Regions from separate parts of the Homo sapiens genome. Here region 1 is linked to region 2. Evidence: chromatin contacts called from ENCODE Hi-C or POLR2A ChIA-PET data. All regions are on one chromosome and are shown on one strand. The core of a region is the stretch at or near the end of the contact, and the rest is flanking DNA. Distances in the headings are between cores, read along the strand shown.

Region 1 (5,403 bases), core at 2,186-4,685, 260 kb after region 2:
GCACGCTTGATATTTTGCCAAAACTGATTAGATTATATCTGCACTTAACTTTGCGGTAAATGCAAAAACAAAATCTCTAACATTTATAAACAAAAGTTTCTTTCTTACTTCAGAGTTCAAGGCAGGAAACAACTTTCACTGACTCTTAGACATACTACAGCTTGAATGTTACGGGGACATAAAATGTATTTATTATTGCTGTAGCTCAAAATTTCCATCCCACCACATTTGAACACTGATTTGGGGTTTACAAAAATAGCATCAGCAACATTGCCAAGGAGATCCTATAACCTTAACCCAAAGTAAATATGAAAGCAGAAAAGAAATGCAACCTTTTTAAAGTTCTCTCTATGCAAATATCATGCAGAAGTCACTGACTACTGAACACTCCCATGCCTCTCCAATATCTGAACCACCCCGGAAAAATACCATGATGATCTCCTTGTTATTTTGATCTTTCACAGATTTCCTTTAATTCTTATTCACTCTTTGTGTTGGTGTCTGTATCTACAGCCATCATCTATAGGTGGTAAATTTATTAAAAGTCCAATACAGTCATCACCACAAAATCACAAAAGAAGCTTTTTATAAAACCTCTGGGTCTATTTATATTCTGAGATCAAATTGTCACTCTATGCCTGAGCCATCCGTCAAAAGGAAACATATTAATAGTAGTGTGGCATGTGCTAAGACTTATGGGGCTACAAACTTCCTACCCTGCTATCCCCAAAACACGTATCTGCGTGAATTTATGTCCAACACTGCTGAGGGTCTGGACTAAAAAGAACTTTGGAACACAAGGTTCTGGGAAGACATGGGAAGCCAAGATGGAAGAGAATGCTGTGTGTTTCCCAGATGGTGCCAGAAACTCAGTCTGATGCGCTCTTTCACAAAAGCCATTATGAGACTCAGGTCCAAACTGTACTGCCTACAGGCTAAAGTGATGAAGTGAGACACACAGACAGAGGGATCTGCCCCACACACTTCACCACAGACTTCACAGCCACTCTGACTCCTCCAGGAACAACAGTGGAGAACTGCTGGGCCCAGTGGAGCCCAGATGAAGCAAAAGAAGGGACCAGCCATGACAGGTGGTCTTGTTGGGGCCATGGAAGGATCTCAAGAGCTATGAATGTTCATTTGACTTCATGTATTCCCATAACTGAGACCTAGGAATATCCAGGTGCCCTTTGTGTATGGAGTGTTGGATTGAACTTGCATTACTCACCTAAAATATGTGCATAAAATTTGCGAAGTTTAAATTTAAAATTTGAGCATCACTTCAAGAACACTTAGCACTAAGGTCCCTGAAATGCTCATTGATGATATGAAGCTGAATAAGAAAGCCTGTCCCTAGGGTTCCTTTCTCTAGGACAGACACACCACCAACACTGGCATATCTCTTCTGTGTATTAGCAAAGAATTTTGTTAGCATATCTTCATACAGCTTCTAAGAGACCTAAGTTATTAACACTCATTTAGTCCCATTGTGTAAACACTGGGAGAATCTGGCTGTCTTTTAAAATGCATTCAGTATTCATAAAACCTAAAAAGTATGGCTTACCTTCACAAAATGATTGGTGTCCATAATTGTGAGTGTCAATATATGTCTAGAATTTAGCATTTACCTTGTGATACACAATGAAGAAAATACAACTAACTACTCTTGAGAAAATAACTCAAACTCTCTAGGTGGGGAATAGATTAGTCCATCAAGGATACAAGCGAGGAACACTTACTAACTATAAAAAAAAAAAAGTTGCAATATCAGAAGCCTTTTAGTAACACGGTAGCCTAAACAGAGGAGAACAATTCAGAACTCAATTGTTTCTTCTAGCTTCTGGCCAAAGCTCTGACAAGAAAAATACCATCTAAATACCAAAGAAAGTTTTATTGTATATGCTTTTTGGTTTTTGTTTTGCTATACAAGAAATTATTAAAATTTACACTTGTAAAACTAGTTATATAAATCTTTCCTCCCACACCATCCTTGTCCCCTTAGCAGTTATTAAAGCAGGTGTGTTTTCCCTGAATTGGATAAAATACCATCAAGGTCCAAAATAAAAGAATTACTAGCAAACTTTGATGAATTCTAGAAATTGATACAAGAATAAAATTGTATCATCTCCTTAAACAAGACTATTGAGGGCTGGACGCAGTGGCTCACGCCTGTAATCCCAGCACTTTGGGAGGCCGAGGCGGGCAGATCACGAGGTCAAGAGATCGAGACCATTCTGGCCAACATGGTGAAACCCCGTCTCTACTAAAAGTACAAAAATTAGCTGGGCATGGGGGCACTCGCCTGTAGTCCCAGCCCCTCGGGAGGCTGAGGCAGGAGAATCGCTTGAACCCAGGAGGCAGAGGTTGCAGTGAGCCGAGATGGCGCCACTGTACTCCAGCCTGGAGACAGAGCGAGACTCCATCTCAAAAAAAAGAAAAAAGACTATTGAAAAATTTTACCCAGTTAATTCAAAGCTTCTTCGTGTGGGGGAAAACAACAAAACAACAACAACAACAACAACAACAAAACTCTTAGTATGAATGAATATTTTAGCATTTTGAAAGCAGGTCTTTGTGAGAAAATTCCATAAACAAAGAAAACTTTTAGATGTGTCAAATTCAACAATCTGCTTACGTTGGTGACATGAAACACACTAAGTCTTTCAGGAGGTCCAACTTTAAAAATATTTTAAATGACCAATGACATGAAAGTATGAATTTGCTTCACCCTTTTCTTTTTGATATCAGTGATATATTAAGGAAAAGATAAAGTAACTCTTAACAAAGTAACATTTTATTTCCCATGATTAGGTCTGTTGACAAATATAACAGGTATAACCAAAGTTTTATTAAGCAGTTAAATTTCCAATCTTGGTAAAAGATATCCAGAACCAGTCCACATTTGTATTTTAAATGTTTTTGTTTAACTCTTCTGCAGGAAAAAAAAAAAAGTGTTCCTCAGTCATTCATATGTGATACGAGATTCAGTGCATCTTGCAAAATATTATGTAAATATTTGAAAAAAACTGCTCTTTTCAATTGCAAGAAGGCAAACTGTAAAACGCATATTGTGTGGCAGCATAGATTTACTGTTTCAAATTGGATGATGCAGGCAAAAGTACTTTGTAAGTGGTAAATAAAGTTCTGCATATTTGCAAGTTATTCAAACTGCTTGTGAAGCTTCCTACATGAAGTTGATGGTGGTGGTGATAATGAATAACAATAGCTATTATTTACTGAGTGAGTGTGCCAGCCACCATTCTAAGCACTTAACATATATTTGCTTATTTATTACTCAGAAGAATTGGTGGAAGTTTGGTTGAAGTAGATACTCTTATTATTGCCACTTGACAGATAAACACTGACAGTACAAAGAAGTTAAGTAAATTGCCTTAGGTCATACAGCTCATCACCTTATGACTATTAAAGTAGTTCTTCATGACTTCACGCAACTGTAGTCACAAATGAAACTGCTGGCACAGAATTTATGAATTACTGTCTAGTTAGAATATATGATCCAGGTAACCCAACCTATGGCCACATTTCTTTTTGGTTATTAAAGTAAAAGCACACATGCGAACTTATTTAGATACCCAAAGATATGGCAGGCATCTTTGAACTAACGCACAGACTTGTTCTCTTTGTTTGAAATTGATTCAAATGAGTCATATGATCTGTACAAATGCTCTTCCTGTTCTAGAGTAAGACATGCTAAATGTTTAATAAATGAGTGTGTGCTTCCCAGTGTGGCAGTGTTTGCCTTTCTTACTTGGTGTGTTACTCAGAAATCTTTGGTTTGCTGGCTGGGTGCAGCAGCTCACACCTGTAATCCCAGCACTTTGGGAGGCCGAGGCAGGTGGATCACCTGAGGTCAGGAGTTCGAGACCAGCCTGGCCAACATCATGAAACCCCATCTCTACTAAAAATACAAATAATAATAATAATAATAATAATAATAATAATAATAACTGGGCGTGGTAGTGCATGCCTGCAATTCCAGCTGCCTGGGAGGTGGAGACAGGAGAATTGCTTGAGCCCGGGAGGTGGAGGTTGCAGTGAGCCAAGATTGCGCCACTGCACTCCAGCTTGGGTGATAAAATGAGACTGTGTCTCAAAAAAAAAAAAAAAAATCTTTGGTTTGCCATGAGTAAAAAGTCAACTGAAACCAACTAAAACCAAAAAGGAGAAACATATTAGTTCCAATAAGTGAGGAGTTTAGAGAGTTCAGTTTTCAGGTGTGGCTGGATCCAGGTACTCAAGTAATGTCATCATGCGCATCTAACTATTGCTCCTGCTCTGTGCTGCTCTGCTTCCTTCTCCATTGGCATCCTTCATCAGGCTTTCTTCACTGCAGTTAATGGTTTATATGTGGCTCTTCTAGAAGTGAGCATACTTCTTTCTTTACATCTCCAACCAATGTCTCAGGCAAGCCTTGTATTGGCAGAGCCTGGTATCATGTACCCATCTCTGAACAAATCACTTCCTTCAGAAGAATAAGACATCTGACTGGCTAATCAAGAAGTAGGAGGAGGAGAAAGTGGGGGGAAGGGAAGAGAACATAGAGAAGATGATGGTGATAAATGGACATGTGACATAAGAGTAGCCTCTCGTAGCCCAGAGGTGTCTTGCTGATTTTTATCTTTAATGTTATCTCAAAAATTTAGCTTCCAAAAAACAAAAAGAAATAGACCATTCCATCTCCTCTTTAGGTTATGTTGTTTATTTGTGCCTTATTTATTTTATTTAAAAGAAAATACTACAGAGTAGCTTTGAACAAGGCAAGGCTTATATGGATGATGCCATTTAGGAGCGAGATAGTTTCTTTCTCTGCTTCATTGTACTTGGTGATAATTATAATCGGTGCCCATGGTGACTCTTTATTGTGTCATTCCAATAAATTCACATTCATATTTAAAATCATAAATTAACAAGGGTTACTACAAAGTGTTCCTTATTACACATTTATAATTTCTCAGACACAAGGAAAATAATGGGAGTTTCCCTGTGGTCATTTGTCACATAATAATATCCTTCCGCCCTGCTGCATACAAAGGTCCCATTGATTGGAAGAGCAGCTACACTTGTGCGCAGGGCCAAAGGATTGGGGAAATTCTCAACTGGTTTAACAAGAATGAGCACCACACATTCTGAAAGGTCTGCAGTGACCAAGTCACCAAAACTGGGTCTGCAATGAGAATTGGGAAAAATTAGAGAAGTGCCTTTAGGCAACTAGAAACTGAGAGACCGAGAGTTCACATAAGAGCAAATGAGTATCTTGGGCCATGCCTTATATTTCTCCTGAAATTTCTTCCCACTCTCAACAGAGAGAGAGAGAGCCAAGGGAGAGAGCTATTCCATAGCCACATGGGTGCCGGTCCTCACACCCAGACCCTGAAGCCCCCG
Region 2 (5,195 bases), core at 1,137-3,636:
TCTCATTTTTAATAGAGTGTATTTGATTTCCTTGAGGGTAGTAAACCTCACAGGTTATAGCTCTCTATCCCAGGTGCTTAGTATAGAAAACCTTCAGGAAATATTTGAAGTGTTTTAAGGTAATTTAAGAGCAGCTCAGAAGACAGGAACTCATGGATATGTATTGACCACTTAGTAATCTCTTGAAAGAAAAGAAGTTACCTTTCTCCATAAAGCAATAAGCAAAAGAAGACGACTAAGGAGAAAATAAAAAGAACAAGGAAGAAATTTGGATTCCTGAACTCATTTGATCTATTTAACAAAGGGAAGCACATTTTAAAGTTGAGAAAGAAAGAAAAATGGAAGGAAGGAAGGAAGGAAGGAGTAGGGAGGAGATATGGAAAGAAGGAAGAAGGAAGCGAAGGGAAGGGAAAGGAAAAAAAGGGAAGGAAAGGGAGGAGGGAGGGAAGGAAGGGGGAAGGAAGGAGAGAGAGAAACAGAGGAAAGCTGAAAGGGAAAAGAAGTTATTCTTATAATGATTCTCTGTTATAAACACATTTTGAGCAGATTGTAAAAAGCAATTCAACAGAAATTAGATTACAAAGAGCACACAGTACGCTAAGTGTGACTGTATTATACAAACAGGGAATTAATTAGTTTAGAACATGGTTTTTCCATTAAGATCTGCAAACATGTGAGTCTTATTGGTGACAGTCTTGGGTCTTTCCCTTAAGGTCATGTGAGCCCTGGCAGCATGACGTTTCTAGGCTATGGTCCTGGCCCACTAGTATCCACTGCAATTAGTCACTTGATCTTTAGGCAGTGACACCTGGATTCGTGGGGGGAATTTCTACATCATTAGAAGAAAACTGCTTACTTCCATTTCAGCATTTGTTTAATCAGTGGACATAGGCAGTGACATTTCAGTTAGGCTGGTACAAAATGGTAATGGAACACTTCCTCATAGGTTTTTTGGTCAAATTTTCCCTCCAAAAATAAAGAAAATGGTTTTAATTTTACATTAATGCATTAAACCACTTACTAATAATTCTAATAATCAACAGCTAATAGATCTGTGGAGTGTTTCCATCACTCTGATAGCTTATTGGGCCATACTACAAATGTATTATTTTATTTTAATATGATCACATTGGATTTGATTTGCTTGGGCTGTTATAAAAAGGCTTCGTGGTAATCTCTGGTTGTAAATCATGGACACCTGGCAGTTTGTTGGGGTTTTTTTGCTCGTTTTTTTTTTTTTTTTTTGAGATGGAGTTTTGCTCTTGTCACCCAGGCTGGAGTGTAGTGGCGCGATCTCGGCTCAATGCAACCTCCGTCTCCCAGGTTCAAGCGATTCTCCTGCCTCAGCTTCCCGAGTAGCTGAGACTACAGGCGCCAACTACCACGTGTGGCTAATTTTTGTATTTTTAGTACAGACGGGGTTTCCCCATGTTGGCCAGGCTGGTCTCGAACTCCTGACCTCAGGTGATCCACCCACCTCGGCCTCCCAAAGTGCCGGGATTACAGGAGTCAGCCATCGCGCCTGGCCCTGGCAGTATTTTTTTTTAATGTACCTGTATTCAGATGAAAAGAGGCTAGAAAGATGTTTAAGAACTCCAAGCATTCTAAATACAAATAACATATGATGAAAACTTCAGATTTACAGTTGACAAGTTTGGCCAGAGCTGAGAGCATTCATAATATATTGTTTTATCTTTATCATAACCCTATGAGTTCAGTAATAGTTTTTCTATTTAACATAGTAGGACATTTAGCTTCAAAGAAGTGAAACAATTTGTTTAGTGTTGCACATATGAGAAAGAACTGTATTTCAACTCTGGTGTGAATTCAAACTTGAAGTCCATACGCTTTCCGTTTTCCACTGCTGCCTGTATGGACGCACGCACACGAACAGTACTGATACTGTGAAAGGAAAGTATGATGAAATTGAAGAACATAAGCAAAGGGGTGCCCATCCCTCAGGGCTGGTGCTGCCTGCTCTCTTCCTCACGGTTACCTAAAAATTCATCACGAGGAATCAAGGAATCCAGGAGAGGCACTTTCTATTACAACTCTGCTAGCAACTGGATTTCCATCACAAGTACCAACAAGGAAATACCCGTGCAAGCCTTCATAAGGCCCTCCAATCTCATGCCCGATTTCTTCCTACACAATAACCCCATGCCTGCCGCTCTTGTAATGAGAGCAGCTTTGCCACCCCCTAGTCCTCTCGTTTTAATTTCTGCTCTGTAGCATCCTTTATCACAAGGGAAGCACAGACTCAGCCATTCTCCCAGCATCTCTCCATTATCAAATACACTTCTTGTTCCCACTACTGGCTGCTTGGGGAGATGTTAACTGATTCCCTGGTTTAAATCTGCAGCACTTCAAAAGACTTTTCTGTCTTCACTAGCGCCAGTGCCTGGCACATGGCCACAGCCAGGAAGCTGAGGTTTGCTCTTGAGTCCCAATGCAATCATGCACTGTCTGCTTCTCGCTGCTCCCAAGTTCTGAAAGTGTTTTCAAAAATCCTCTGTGTTGCAAGAATGAAAATTGACTCAAGATAGCCAGAACCATCCAGCTGCTGAGAAAAACCTATCTGCAACAGAGCGATTAGAGAGGAACGTTTCTGCTGGAGGAAGGGCAGGACTTGAATAGCCAGCGAAGTCCTTCTGTGAAGAAGGAGAAGTGAGGAGGCCGGGATGACTTCTCCTCATTCCAGCATTTATTAGTCACTGACTCTGCACCACAGTAGGCTGTGGCAGTGCAGAGCTTCCACAAAGAAACACATGCTCCTGAACATCTGGCAGTGGACAAATCAACCACGCAACAAATATGATCCTGGAGGTGCCTGGGCAAGGGGCTGGAGACAACTGGAAGAGAGACACAATGCCTGTCCTCAAGGAGATGACTTCTTCAAAGAAAGAGAGGGCAGACAAATTCATCTTTATAATGGTTAAAGAGAAGCACGCCTGGCTTGCCTTGTGTTTGGCAGGGTGGGGGGCACGCATGCCTGCCCATTTGCGTGTGTCTCTAGTCAGTGTGAGGTTATGGCAGGAAAGGCAGGGTTGTCTTAAACAGGCTTTAACTGTAAGGATATGGGCACTGTACGCAATGAGAGTATCTCATACAACTAGACCAGCAGCCTGGAGGTTGGGGACATTCACACCACTTGAGCCCCTAGCATATTCCAAAGGGAGTGGGGCTTGGAGATCAGACTGCAAGATAAAAGTGCGACGGAGAGGAGGCAGGCCTCAATGCTGCAGGACTGGGCCTGGACTTGCTCTCTGCAGGGTTTCTTAATTTTCTGTTTAGAGAGTGGTCTGGTTAGTTCTGCATCTTAGAAAGGTCCCTCTGGCCACCATAGAAAAGCGGGATCAAAGCCAGTGAGACCTAAGGCAGAGGAGTCAGTGAAAGAGTCCAAAACAATTGTTCCAAAAAGAGGCCACTGGGGCCTGAGTATCGGGAGCACTGAGGCCCAGCTTTGCCCTCGTCAGTCCTGCAAGACACACTGATCAGTTAGATGGGAGACTAGAGGGGAGAGATGAACTGAGGGTGACTCCTGGTTTCTGTCTTAAATGTCAGGGAATAATAGCAGATAAAGAATGTATATGTGTGTTGCGGGTGGAGTGGGGCAAAGAGGATGCTAACTCTTCATGAATAGCCAGAAGATGAATTTAGAAGTCCCTGGATATGCCCATCACGAGCTTAGGTGAGATGTTAGGGATTCTAGGTCCAGATTTGGGAGACAGAAGAACGGACAAGGTTGCCCAGGATTTTGCAAAGGATAGAAACTCCAGGGAGCATATCTTCTCAAGTAGCAGAAGGCTCAAAAAATTTCAGTTATCTCAAAGGGGCAAATGTGCTGCAAGATGTAGAAGGCAGCAGAAGGCTGAATTGGGGACCTTCTTGACAGCCCTCTCTGCCCAAGGTCCTGTCAGGTCAGCTGAGCCTGCTTGTATGGCCCTTGAAGCTCAGTGATCAAATGAGCACAAAGGAGATAATAACTAACAGCTAGTTTATAAGGATGAAGAGAAATTTGCATACAGTATATACAAAGTGCTTAGTACATAACTGGTGCTTGAAAACAGGCATTATATTTTCGTGTGTGTGTGCGTGGTGTGTATGTGTGTGTGTGTGTGGTGTGTATGGGTGAGAATGGATAAGCCCCCTTTTTCCCCTTCTTTCTGATCCATGGGAGACTCAGCGTTTTGTTCTGACTGGTGCAAAAGGCAATGAAGAGTGGAGAACAACAGGGCAAATTGTCCAAGCATAACTCTGCTGTGGTTCATAGAGGAAGTAATGAGTGGGCAGGAGCACAGCTAAAGACTGCGCTCCCCCGACCCCTGCCTGGTTCCAGAGCCTCAGGGCCCCGCAGCAGAGGGGCTGTGAGGGGAATTCAGCAGGGAGGTTCCTTTTCCCTTCCCAGTTTCAAAGATTAGAGCACATTGTGAGAGATCTACCAATAAAACTGAAAACAGCACGCTGATGATACTTCTGTCTTGCAAGGAGGAGGTAGGCAGAACCATCCTAGGTTTTTTTTTCTAGGAAAATCTATACCTAAGATTAAGAAAAAGCCAAACAATAAAGTGTGTTCATGAATTTATCAAGAAAACAGAGCCTGTCCCCCGCAAACACCAGGGCTGTTGATAGATTTAATAGATACAAAAGTGGGTTCTTAAGAGATTGAGCAGAGGGACATTAAGGTGCTCCACGAGGATCTTTAAAATTCATTTGTTCCAAAGAAGCAGACACTGTCTCTTACACCAGCATCACTACTGGGAGCATCCTTAGTTAGAACTGACAGCCATGGAATTAAGTAAGAAGCACAAAAGACCAACCCCTAAGAGGAAGTAGCTATACAAAAGAATTTTCACAAACACTTCCAAAAAAAAAAAAGTAACTTCTTTGCTTGATGAGGCTGATCAAGATAAAAGATTCACTAAATTAGTACAGTTTCTACAAAAGGCCATAAGAGAGACAATAGATGAGGGAAAAAAAAGAAATTTAAATCAGGCTTGGGTTATGCCAAATAGAGACTGTCTAATTAAACAAAGAAATAAGATGAAGTTAATGTACAGGAACTTTTCCTCATATAGGAGGAAAATAAAGCCTGACAGTTTAAGTAGGAAAGTTTATGATCATTTTTAAAGGAAGATAAGAAAGGCTAAAGACAGAAGATTATTTGATATCAGACAGTTTATTCATTTGCACGT

What was found. Hi-C counts contacts between places; a loop is a spot of excess contacts on that map. ChIA-PET counts read pairs that join two places held with the same protein, here RNA polymerase II (POLR2A). Pooled maps may share reads with other maps.
Region 1: a loop to region 2 is called in a map with no recorded cell type, with 2.7 times the contacts of the local background. The contact joins two enhancer-like sites. A Hi-C loop is called at or near these places in 1 of 168 maps with a recorded cell type or tissue (GM12878), 4 of 37 single-sample maps with no recorded cell type and 3 of 50 pooled maps. POLR2A ChIA-PET finds 5 or more read pairs at or near these places in 1 of 52 experiments (GM12878).

The regions. Positions count from the first base shown.
Region 1 is chr15:96,227,401-96,232,803 of GRCh38, forward strand. The region is part of intron 2 of NR2F2-AS1 (NR2F2 antisense RNA 1); the gene reads right to left. Among named protein-coding and RNA genes, the nearest start is that of NR2F2-AS1, 97 kb to the right of the region's middle. Within about 2 kb of position 3,436, at least 4 of the 41 ENCODE cell types and tissues checked have a DNase peak (open chromatin) inside an H3K27ac peak, as active enhancers do.
Region 2 is chr15:95,969,790-95,974,984 of GRCh38, forward strand. No RefSeq gene overlaps it. Among named protein-coding and RNA genes, the nearest start is that of NR2F2-AS1, 350 kb to the right of the region's middle. Within about 2 kb of position 2,387, at least 4 of the 41 ENCODE cell types and tissues checked have a DNase peak (open chromatin) inside an H3K27ac peak, as active enhancers do.